Linked DNA regions of Homo sapiens: region 1 is linked to region 2. Evidence: read pairs that join two places in POLR2A ChIA-PET (ENCODE). Cell type or tissue: MCF 10A. All regions are shown on one strand. Links, peaks and the distances in the headings refer to the core of each region. The heading gives the core; the rest is flanking DNA. Region 1 has its middle 120 kb from the start of LINC02380. Region 2 has its middle 59 kb from the start of LINC02380.

The links. ChIA-PET counts read pairs that join two places held together with the same protein. Peaks named below come from ENCODE experiments on the same cell type or tissue, not always from the same donor. Only the 100,000 strongest peaks of a DNase experiment are listed, where the experiment ranks them.
Region 1: POLR2A ChIA-PET joins it to region 2 with 5 read pairs; 2 of 35 experiments call an interaction of 5 or more read pairs at or near these places.

The regions. Positions count from the first base shown.
Region 1 is chr4:57,306,967-57,312,358 of GRCh38, forward strand. No RefSeq gene overlaps it. Among named protein-coding and RNA genes, the nearest start is that of LINC02380, 120 kb to the right of the region's middle. In MCF 10A, for the core only: no CTCF peak of the experiment used is centred there; a DNase peak (open chromatin) is centred at 2,895.
Region 2 is chr4:57,363,859-57,369,250 of GRCh38, forward strand. No RefSeq gene overlaps it. Among named protein-coding and RNA genes, the nearest start is that of LINC02380, 59 kb to the right of the region's middle. In MCF 10A, for the core only: no CTCF peak of the experiment used is centred there; no DNase peak of the experiment used is centred there.

The DNA of each region.
Region 1 (5,392 bases), core at 136-5,135, 57 kb before region 2:
ATGGGCCTGCCGGTGCTGATACCATAATTGTCAATGCATCACCTTTATTTATCCATTGGTCCTAAATCAGGAGAAAGAAGAAAAGGGTATTATGTATATTATGTATTAACTCTCTACAATTCCAGCAATGACATTTTCCAGCCTCCACTTGCTGGAGTTATCTGAATGATTGAGACCAATGTGATTCAAGTGAAGCCATATACATTTTTCTTAAAAGAAATGAATATTTCTTTAGTGTCTATATATGAGCGGTAAAAACCTTTTTTTTTTTTTGAATAGCAAACATTTACAGAGTTCTGAAAAAGCATTGCTTCTTGCATATTCACAGTATTTCAGTCAGTGAGACAGGAGTGCTTCTCTTTACCTATTCAACAAATATTTATTTAGCACCTTTTACATGCCAAATACTGTCTTAGATGTTGATGCTATCTCTGGGAAGCAAAAACAGATGAGGCTCCGACTCTTCTTTTTGATCTTATATTCTTCTAGGGGAGACAGGCATGAATCTAAAAATAAATAACACAAACTATTGTATGCATAAGAATATGCAGAGACCAGTGTGATGAAGCAACAGTACATGATTCTTTGAGATTGTTTAATAAATGCCCTGACCTAGACCATGTGTGGGATTGGGAGCCTGGAAAGTTATCTCTGAAAAAATGATGCTTGAGCTGAGGATAATCACAAATAAATAAACAAGTGAGTTGAAGTTAACTGTATGTGTATCTATGGAGAAACAATTAACTGGCTCTCTAACTTTTTATTTTACCATCTGCAGTATTATCTTAAGCCTTTCTGAATAATATCCAGATATGTCAATGAATTCTACCGTACTTTCCAATTACCTTGGCCAGATTTCCCAAACCTAAAATGAGAACACATGACCTGACAGAATATTATTTCCTGAGTTGTCAATTTATTTTTGTTTACTCACTCACTCTTCTCATTAACTCATCCACTCATCCACTCATCCACTTTTCCACCCATCTACCCATCAACCATTTATCCATCCAACCATCCATCCATCCATCCATCCATCCATCCAAATACACATTTATCAATTGCCTGCATGTGCCCAGCATCATGCTAGGGAATGAGGTATAGAAAGGTCTAAGAATGAATTATTGGTTAATTGACATTAACTATATGTTTGGGCTCCTACACTACTGTGCTTCTCTCTGCCCTTTCAAGAATTGTGTTTATTAATTTCTGTGTCTGTCTCCTTCATGAGACTCGGCTCCTCAGTCAGGTACCACTTCTCATTTATTTCTGGGTTCCCAGTACCTAATACGGTGACTGATGCACAGTTAGTATTTAAGAAATACTTGTTAAATAAATAAATGTACTGTATTACTATTATTGAATAACATAACATTAAATATCAGATTGATGATCAGTGTTGTGTGAGCTAACATTTGAGTAACTTGTTTGATGCTACAGTGTAAACTAATAATGTCACATCTTAAAAGAAGTAGATGGCTTCTGGTGAGACAGTGACACGCATGGCCAGGAGCCATCCATACTGGTTCGTCTGCTATTCTCTTATCTGATCTCTCAGCCAAACACTTTGTTTCTCAGTGCCTCAAGTCTTGGAATCTTTCAGGTACCAAAAGCAGTAACCACATTACCCTGCTCCTTGGGAAGGTTAATGACATGAGATAGGTTGAGAGATTCTATTCCTTGTACACAAGGATAAACCAAGGTTTTTAATAATTATAGCAACCTATGACTTGGCCTATCTTAATCACACCACACTACATTGTGTCTCGGGATTTTAGAAGAGTTTTGATGAAATAGTGAAAAGCAAAAGGTATTTGAACTTTCTTCTTAGCTTCAGAAATAATTTCTATAAATTTCACAGTTGAGTTCTCTTAAAGTGAAGGCTGTTTGAGAAGAGTGAATTAGGTACCTCACACAGATCTCTCAACTCTCAAAATAGACCTGTGAGATTCAGATGTAAAAAGGGACCATAATTTCTTCTCTCACAGGTGCAGTGCAAATCAAATGATTTCCATTTGTTTTTCTTGTCGTTTTAGCAACCACTATAGCCTTTATTACATCTTTGTGTTTCCTCCTCTTTGCCCTCTGAATTCCTCCTAAGATTTTCCACACTTCTCAGCTGAGAAGTAAACTTATAAATTACCTGACAGTGAAGTCAGTGGATAAGTAAATCACTATCCAGTCTGATCACAAAATCAAAATGTTTGTGATATGTCAAACCTTTAACAAGTCAATTGCTGCTTTTGAAAAATGTGTCTGTTCTCCTACATGCTGAGATCAACCGAGTCATTCCACGAATTTTGCTCTGTGTAAGACTGAAGTCGTAATGTCTTCAGACTACAAGTTACCTCAAACACCTAACAAAATGACTAAGCAGTATTCATGTCTTTTTTAATTTTTAAGAATCTTATTTCATAGTTTAATTTCCTAAAATACAGAGTTGGGCTCTGTATCTTTGGTAACTCAAGTAGATAATGTATAATCTGTCCCGAAGTTTCAGGGAGGAAAAGTTTCATCTATAGGCCCTGAGCCACTTATGCCCATATATGCCGTCCCATTAATGTCACCAGACATTTTCCAACTGGTCTTAAGAATGATGCTATGTATGTTATGTATATACATACTGTATGTATATGTGTGTGTGTGTGTGTGTATATATATGTATATATATAACTTCCTCCAATCTAAGCATTGTTCATCAGACCCCAATGTGTTAATGGCTATTGTTCCTATTTGACTTCAATTTATCTCACCCACAGATGACAAACTGGGAAGATTTATAGCACATCTGTCAAATGCAAGCTCTTTCAAAGTCAAAATAAAGGTAGAATTCAAAAGATTTTGAAGTGTTTGGACATTAAGGTTGAGCAAGCATTTCCAAATCTTCTGAGTCACTGCAAACTCCGGGAACACTGAGCCTTGAGGAACTCAAACAGGGCTCTCAATTTCCAGGTGAAAATTTCATACTTAGAAAAGTGTCTTGGCTTTTTATATATAGAAACCCATTTCTGAGAATGATCAATAACTGGAGCCTCAGAAAAACACAGTTTCTTGAAGGCAAAAATTGTCAAAGAAAACATTCCTGAGCCTTTCCAAATAGTATAACTGGTAATCTGAGATGTAGGATGAATACTCTTTGCCAAATGTGAAAATAAAGCAAGAAATGTGCTCTGTTTCTTTCCTTCATCCTTTCTCATACACACACTTGAACATACACAGTATACACACATGTAGAGCCCACATAATGCTTTTCAAACTTAGGTATAAATTTTTGTGGATGAAAGTTTCTGAACAAAATATTGTGGGCATGGAAAGAACTGCAAGATCTTTTATTCTTGAACTTGTTACCACCTCTCATTTTGCTTCCTATCTCAAACAACTATTCTCTAGGTTACTAATAAATCCAAAACACAAATTCCATATTTTTGAGTTGTCCAGCCAACTAATAATCATTTATTTTTCTTGCTCATATGTGTCATTAGACAAAGTTGCATAATCCTCTCAAAAATCAGGTCTATCTTGACATTTTTTTTTTATTTTTTTTTCGAGACAGAGTCTTGCTCTGTTGCCCAGGCTGGAGTGTAGTGGTGCGATCTCGGCTTACTGCAACCTCCGCCTCCCGGATTCAAGCGATTCTTCTGCCTTAGCCTCCCGAGTAGCTGGGACTATAGGTACATGCCACCACGCCTGGTTCATTTTTTTGTATTGTTAGTAGAGACAGTGTTTCACTGCATTAGCTAGGATGGTCTCTATCTCCTGACCTTGTGATCTGCCCACCTCACCCTCCCAAAGTGCTAGGATTACAGGCATGAGCTACCGTGCCCATCTTGACGGTGAAAGTTGGGAGCGTTCCGTGGTTGTAGCCTGGGAGACAAGTAGTCTTGTAACACCCTCCATTTATAGCCTCTATTATCATTTTTCTCCTACAATTAATCAGATCATCTTGGATCTCATTAGCCAGCCCTCTCAATGGCTTGGCCTGCTTCAAATGGACCGCTAGCTGCAGATCATGCGTGCTCAAATATCTCATCAACTCCACATAATTCCCCTAATTGAGAAACTTGTACTTTCATTGCATCCTCAAAAAGCAATTTCCTAATGACTTATTAAAATAATGCCATTTGCCAGCCTTTTAAAAAGTACCACTTTTGTATGGTGTCATGCTATAATTAGTAATACGGTATCAGTGATTAAGCTGAATACCAATTTGAGGCACTTGCACAACCTTAACAGAGTTCTGTCACTAATGGAGTATGGCACTTTGATTGTTCCTTGATACCTGAATGCTGCAGCAATATCTAGATCTTGGGATTACCTTGAAATGTTGATTTCAGACTCTTGAAACCATGGCAACATTTGATTCAAATGAATCCCAGAGCTTTAAAGACCAAGATTTTGTTGCTGAATTTCTTTTATTATTTTTTTTAATCCCCGGTTCACAAAACTCATGGGAAAATAGTTATAGCCAGACTTTGTATAAATGTGGGTATCCAACCACGTTTCTATAGGAAAGGGCAAAGCACAGGGATGATTCTCTTCCCACAAGGGAAGGGAAAACCTACATGTGGACCCTTTAGGTGGCGGTCTAAAGCAGCAGTCCCCAACCTTTTTGGGACCAGGAACTGGTTTTGTGAAGACAATTTTTTCCATGGACAGGGCAGGGGTCAAGGGGGATGGTTTCAGGATGATTCAAGCGCATTACATTTATTGTGCACTTTTTTCTATTATTATTACATACACACCATGATGTAGAATCAGTGGGAGCCCTGAGCTTGTTTTCTGACAAATAGACGGTCCCATCTGAGGGTGATGGGAGACAGTAACAGATATCAGGAATTAGATTCTCAAAAGGAGCACGCAACCTAGATCCCTGGCATGTGCAGTTCACCGTAGGGTTTGTGACCCTAAGAGAATCTAATGCCACCACTGATCTGACAGGAGGCAGAGATCAGCTTCGCTCACTCACCCACCACCTATCTTCTGCTGTGTAGTCAGGTTCCTAACAGGGCTGTACCAGTCTATGGCCTTCGGGTTGGGAACTTCTGTTGTAAAGGTTACATGATAATTAAATGGTAATAGAAGGTAGCAAGAAAATAGAAGGGTATTTGCATCCACCCCATTGCCCAAACTTTGGAAATTACACTTCCCAAATCCACTTGGATACCTCCAAATTCTACTGACAAAATAATTTTTGTATTTCTTCCATCCTATTGCTTCTCATTACCACTTCCCTAATCTAGACAAGAGTTCATCAACCCAGCTCCTGCCTGTCATCTGGCACCTTTTCAATCCATCGTCATGGCTGAGTGATGCCTGAGTGCTCTTGTTGCTTGAGAACCTGTGATGGTTCTCCAGAATCAGAATAAAATCAAATTTTTGACATGAATATATG
Region 2 (5,392 bases), core at 154-5,153:
GTAGTTGCTGTAGTTTTGGTTTCAAACATCCCCGTTTCTCAAGGCATTTGAATATTTTTGGTTTACAAAATACTTCCGCTTGTTTTTTTAGTGTTAGAAGTGTCTACATTTTTATAACTCCTACTAAGGTGTCTTATGTTCATTACTGTCTCCATAAAAGCTAGTGATTTGGTGGCAGTGGTACACTTTATGAGCTGTCATGGGATATACTACATATTATGTTAGGACGAAGAGGGAGAAGATGACAAACAAATCATGAAGTTGTCTGTTTTCCTAGACAACTTTACATTTGTTTTCCTCAGTTTTTAAAGTATTAAATGATATATACATTTTGCAAAGTAAAATGTTTGTGTTGTTTTTTCATGCTTGGTACAATTAAAAAGCTGTGTTCTGATCAAAACTTTTATATATATATATATATATATATATATATATTTTAACTGAAGACAGTGATGAAGAGACTTGAATGCTCATTTCTGGTTATGCTATGAATGACCTCTGTCACTCTGAGTCATTTCTGAGAGTCTTTCCCTGCTAGAAAGGGAAAGAAACAGGTCCAGATATAATATGGTGATACGCTTTGGCTGTATCCCCACCCAAATCTCATCTTGAATTTTAGCTTGCATAATTCCCATGTATTGTGGGAGGGAGATAATTGAATCATGAGGGCAGTTTCTCTCATACTGTTCTCATGGTAGTAAATAAGTCTTATGAGAGCTGATGGTTTTATAAGGGGTTTCCCCTGTTGCTTCACCCTCATTTTCTCTTGCCTGCCACCATGTAAGATGTGCCTTTTGCCTTCTACCATGATTGTGAGGCCTCCCCAGCCATGTGGATCTGAGAGTCCATGAAACCTCTTTTTCTTTATAAATTACTCAGTCTCAGGTGTATCTTTATTAGCAGCATGAGAACTAATACATATGGACTCCAAGATATAACACAATGGGGCAAAGTGATTTTTATATCCCAAATTGCCCATGTGGTATTTGTGTTACTGCTAGGGTGTAGTCCTAATTGTAAATTAGTAAATGCATTTTTAGTTTATAAAGCCATCTATGGAAGTTTAGTTAATGCAACATAATTCCACCTGAACCTTACAACTCTTGAGAAAATTGGGTGCAAAGCTAAAGGAACATTGCATGCAAACGCAAATCTAAAAACTTACTCAAATGTGCAAGTATTCTATGTGCTTGCATATAAACGATCACCTTAATCAAAACTAAAAGGCAAATGATAAATTGGGATAAAGTGCTTACAAAGAATATGATGGCTAAGTGATTAATGGTTTCACTCTATAAAGAGATCTTCAAAATCTGTAAGGAAAACTCAAATCACAATAGAAAAAAGAACAAAGGACATAAATAGGCAATTTATTAAAGAATAAAATTAATGGCCAATACTAAAAAAAAGTCAAATTTCATTAGTAACTGAAGATATACATGCTAAAATCAAACACTATTCATCTTTATCAAATTGACAAAGATTAAAATTTGATATTTAATACTCATTTATTTAATACGAATGACTGCCCTTGTACTTTCGGGATGGCCCTGAGATAATAAAAGATGAAAAATTTCCTTGGACAGTATGCATTTTAGAATGTGGATAAATGTAGTATGTTACCATTTTCTTGCTGGACAATGAAGCAATGGGGAAGGAGACCAGACTTTGAATGCAGGCACCAAGGTTAGATTTCTAGCACTCCTACCTTCAGTATGACCTTGAAGAGGTTGCTAGTTTCTTAAGCTTTCTGCACTTCTGGTTTTTCTTTTATAAAATGAGGGTAATGCCCACTTTGCAGAGTTATTGTTAAGATGCAATGAGATTAAAAATGCTTCTAGAAAATGTATCTGCTTCATAAATGCAGCTATTATATTGCTTTAGACTATTTCCTACAGTTTCAAACACAGCATTTCAAAATTTGTATTGTGAAAGGCTTGACCGTTTAGTGTATGTGTGTCAGATATAAATATTGGGCAAGAGCTGGCTCATCATTAAATCCCAGGCTGCTTTGTGCTATGGGACATTTGACAATGTGACTCCAGGTGTACTGTCTTTTCTATATGGGCAATCTTTTTCCAGATAATAGGCAGCCTGGAATTTTTTTCTTTCCACTGAAAATCCATGTTTGATTTTATGGCATGGGACATCAAAGTTATGCAGAACAGAATGAGACAGACTAAGCAAGAGACAGAAAGAGGCATCATGCAAAAAGAGAAAATCTAACAGACCTGTTGCCCTGTGCAGAGAATATACAGAAGAACCAAGTCTATTGCAAGAACATCTGCAGAAGCAAATCAGGGAATGAGTGTGTCTAGAGTTGGAGGATTTCAGCTGATGAAGTTGCTGTACTTAAAATGTAAACATTGAACAATTGAAGACAGAGAGACTGAGAGAAAGGCTCTGATACCAGTAAGCAGCCTACACATGTGGTTGTGGAAGAGCTTGGAGTACAGAACAACAGGCTCAGGCAAGACCGAGTGAGAAAAGCTACTGACAACCTCTGCCAGGAAGAGGTTTTTTTAATTGTGTAGTGATGAGCAATAGAAATTAACAGAAAAATGCTGCAAAATGTTTATAGTTTATTTGGTATAGGTATAGCTCCCAAATCTACTAGCTAAATATTACCTCATGAGGAAAATAATAAGACTTTAGATCTTCCCTCATCCAAAATGCATCCTCTCCCTTATTTTGGGGAGTCTTTCCAGATTCACAGTCAGTTGATTGAGGTCACTAACATCCACTTCTTCTATCCATCAACTTCTTCCTCTCCGAAGCTGCCTTCTACCTGTCCATACCTGTTGCTGCAGACCCTTTGGTGAAGCACTTTTGCTGTTCTCTGATGTCATGAGAATACTGGTGTTCCCATGAAGGGTGACATCTCCTCACACTCCCAAGTCTTCTGGTTTTGGGGCACCAGATCTGAGCTTGAGTCCTAGCAGAGGCCGGGCAAAGAGCTTCCTTCTCATCTCAGTCATACTCTCTCAGGTTCCTGAAGTAGATCTACTTGTGCCCATCTTCTTCCTGTGTGGGACCCAAAACCTGCCCAAGGGATCCCAATTGGCAATAACATAGCTCTGATCAATGGCTCTTCTATGTCTTTCTTTATAGTTTCTCACTGCATCAAAGTGTCCTCCCTCCTCTCTCAGGTACAACCATTGCACTCCCCTCTCCTCATCCCAAAGTGGCCCTGCAGGGGACCAGAGATACTTCATGTGAGTGGAGAGTGTGTTCTGCAGCCTCCATGCTTCCATACCTCAATCTTACCTGCTCATGTGAATTCTGAGGGAGGGTCTCATCTACTCCACAAGGTAAGAAGCAGCCATTCTCAATCCATCTCTTTCTTGCCATTATGAAGTTTTCAAGGAAAGAACCTGCACTGTAAGAGAACAAAAGGAGTAAAGCCCAACTGGAACATTCTGTTTTCTGGAGCTGGCTGACCAGTTTGGTGGGTCTCCATCCCTTCTTGAAGGGGCTGAGAAATCTTGCTTTGGGCTGAGTGTGCTGCACACTCTCTATGCTTCCAAATAGCTTATGCTTTTTGATGCTCCATTTTATCAGTGTACAATTTTCCTTGGATAGCACCAAGCAATTTCTCATTTCCTTTCTCCTTTGATGTACAATCTTTCAAATATTCATAGATGTTTTCCCTGCCTTTTTTGTTGTGAACCTGGCATATTTATCTTCAGTCCTTCAATCACATCAGTTTTACTTTTCTGAGTTCTCACCAAATGTGTGACAGCTGGAGGTTTCTGAAGCCTGGCTCTCAGAGTGAAATAAAAAGTTAAAAACATTTGGATGAATGGTCTTGGGGCTATCCAGTCTTTCTGGCTGAAATTGACCTGTCTTTCTTTGGGTTAGAGCCTCAATTTAGGTTTTCCTGCTCTTCCTACACCAGAAAGAGAAAAACTATAGCACCTAGAGGCTATAGTTTTCAGTGGGTGGAATGACAATGTTAAATTTAAGAGGCTCTTTGTCCTTTTCTGGAGTAGAGTGGGGTTCGGGTATGGGCATAATAGTAAAGAGGGCATGGAGCTTCACAGAGCTAGCTTAGTAGCCTTGGGTAAGTGACTTAAGGTCTCTAACCTCGGTTTTCTTAACTAAAAAATGTTGATAATTTTTGAGGCTAAAATGAGATTTTTAAACATGGCTTTGACTGTGTTTGGGACACAGTAGACACAAAATAAAGAAATTTGCTACTGTTACTCACTTTGGAGCCAGAGAAACTCAGCTTTAAATCCCACCAACAGCTAAGTGCTCTTCTGCCAGGGGTCAGTAAACTTTCTGTAAAGAGTCAGCTGTAAATATTTTGGCTTTGTGGGCCAGATAGTCTCTGTTGCAGTCATTTGACTCTGCCATTGTAGAGTGAAAGCAGCTACAGACTATACATAAACCAATGGGTGTAACTGTGTTCCAATAAAACTTTATGTCTTCATCTGTTTGGGCTGCTATAACAAAATACCATAAACGGAGTAGTGTAAAAACAACAGCAATTTATTTCTCATAGCTCTGGAGGGTGGGAAGTCCAAGAACAAGGCTCTGGCAGATGCAGTGTCTGCTCAGGGCCTACTCTCTGCTTCATAGATGGAGCCTCTAGCTGTGTCCTCACATGGTGGAAAGGACCAGTTAGCTCTCTGGGGCCTCTTTGTATAAGGACACTAATCCCATTCATAAGGACTATGCCTGCATGAACTAATCACCTCCTAAGGGTCTCACCTCCTGACACCATTACATTGGGGATTAGGTTTCAACCTATGGATTTTGGAGGGACACAGCACTCAAAATATAGTGCTTTATTTATAGTCTTGGAATTTCTTCTCATGTTTACATGTCAAAAGATATTATTTTTGACCCCTTTTAATCATTTAAAAATGTGAAAACCATGCTTAGCTCTTAGGCCAAACAAAAACAGATGGTGAGCTGGATTTCGCCTATGGGCCTTTGTTTGCTGACCTTCCCATAAGTTACTACTTCATCTCTCTAACTCTCAGTTCTTTTTCCTGTGAATTGGGTTGGTGTTTATTTCAATGAGGTAAAGCGAGTGGTGTCTTTAAGTTTTCAATAAATTGCTGTCATTTGTTATGATTCTTATTAACATTAAAAAGTGGAGATACATATGCTGCAATGGTCTACATTTTTAGTTGAATATGATTACAGTTAAGAAAAAGTTTTCAGTTTAATATCCTTTTGAGCTTGCCTTATGAAGAAGGGTAGTTGAAAGAAAACCATTTTAAAATGTAATTTACGAGCTTCCCATCTGTTGTATAAACAAACAAACAAAGAAAAAAACATTCTTTAGTCTTTGTCCTGGGCTCCTGGGAGGGAGTTTTTAAAGCCTTGGAATTTTCCAAGTGATAAGAATGTCTTTGTTATTTGTGGGTGCTACTGGGAA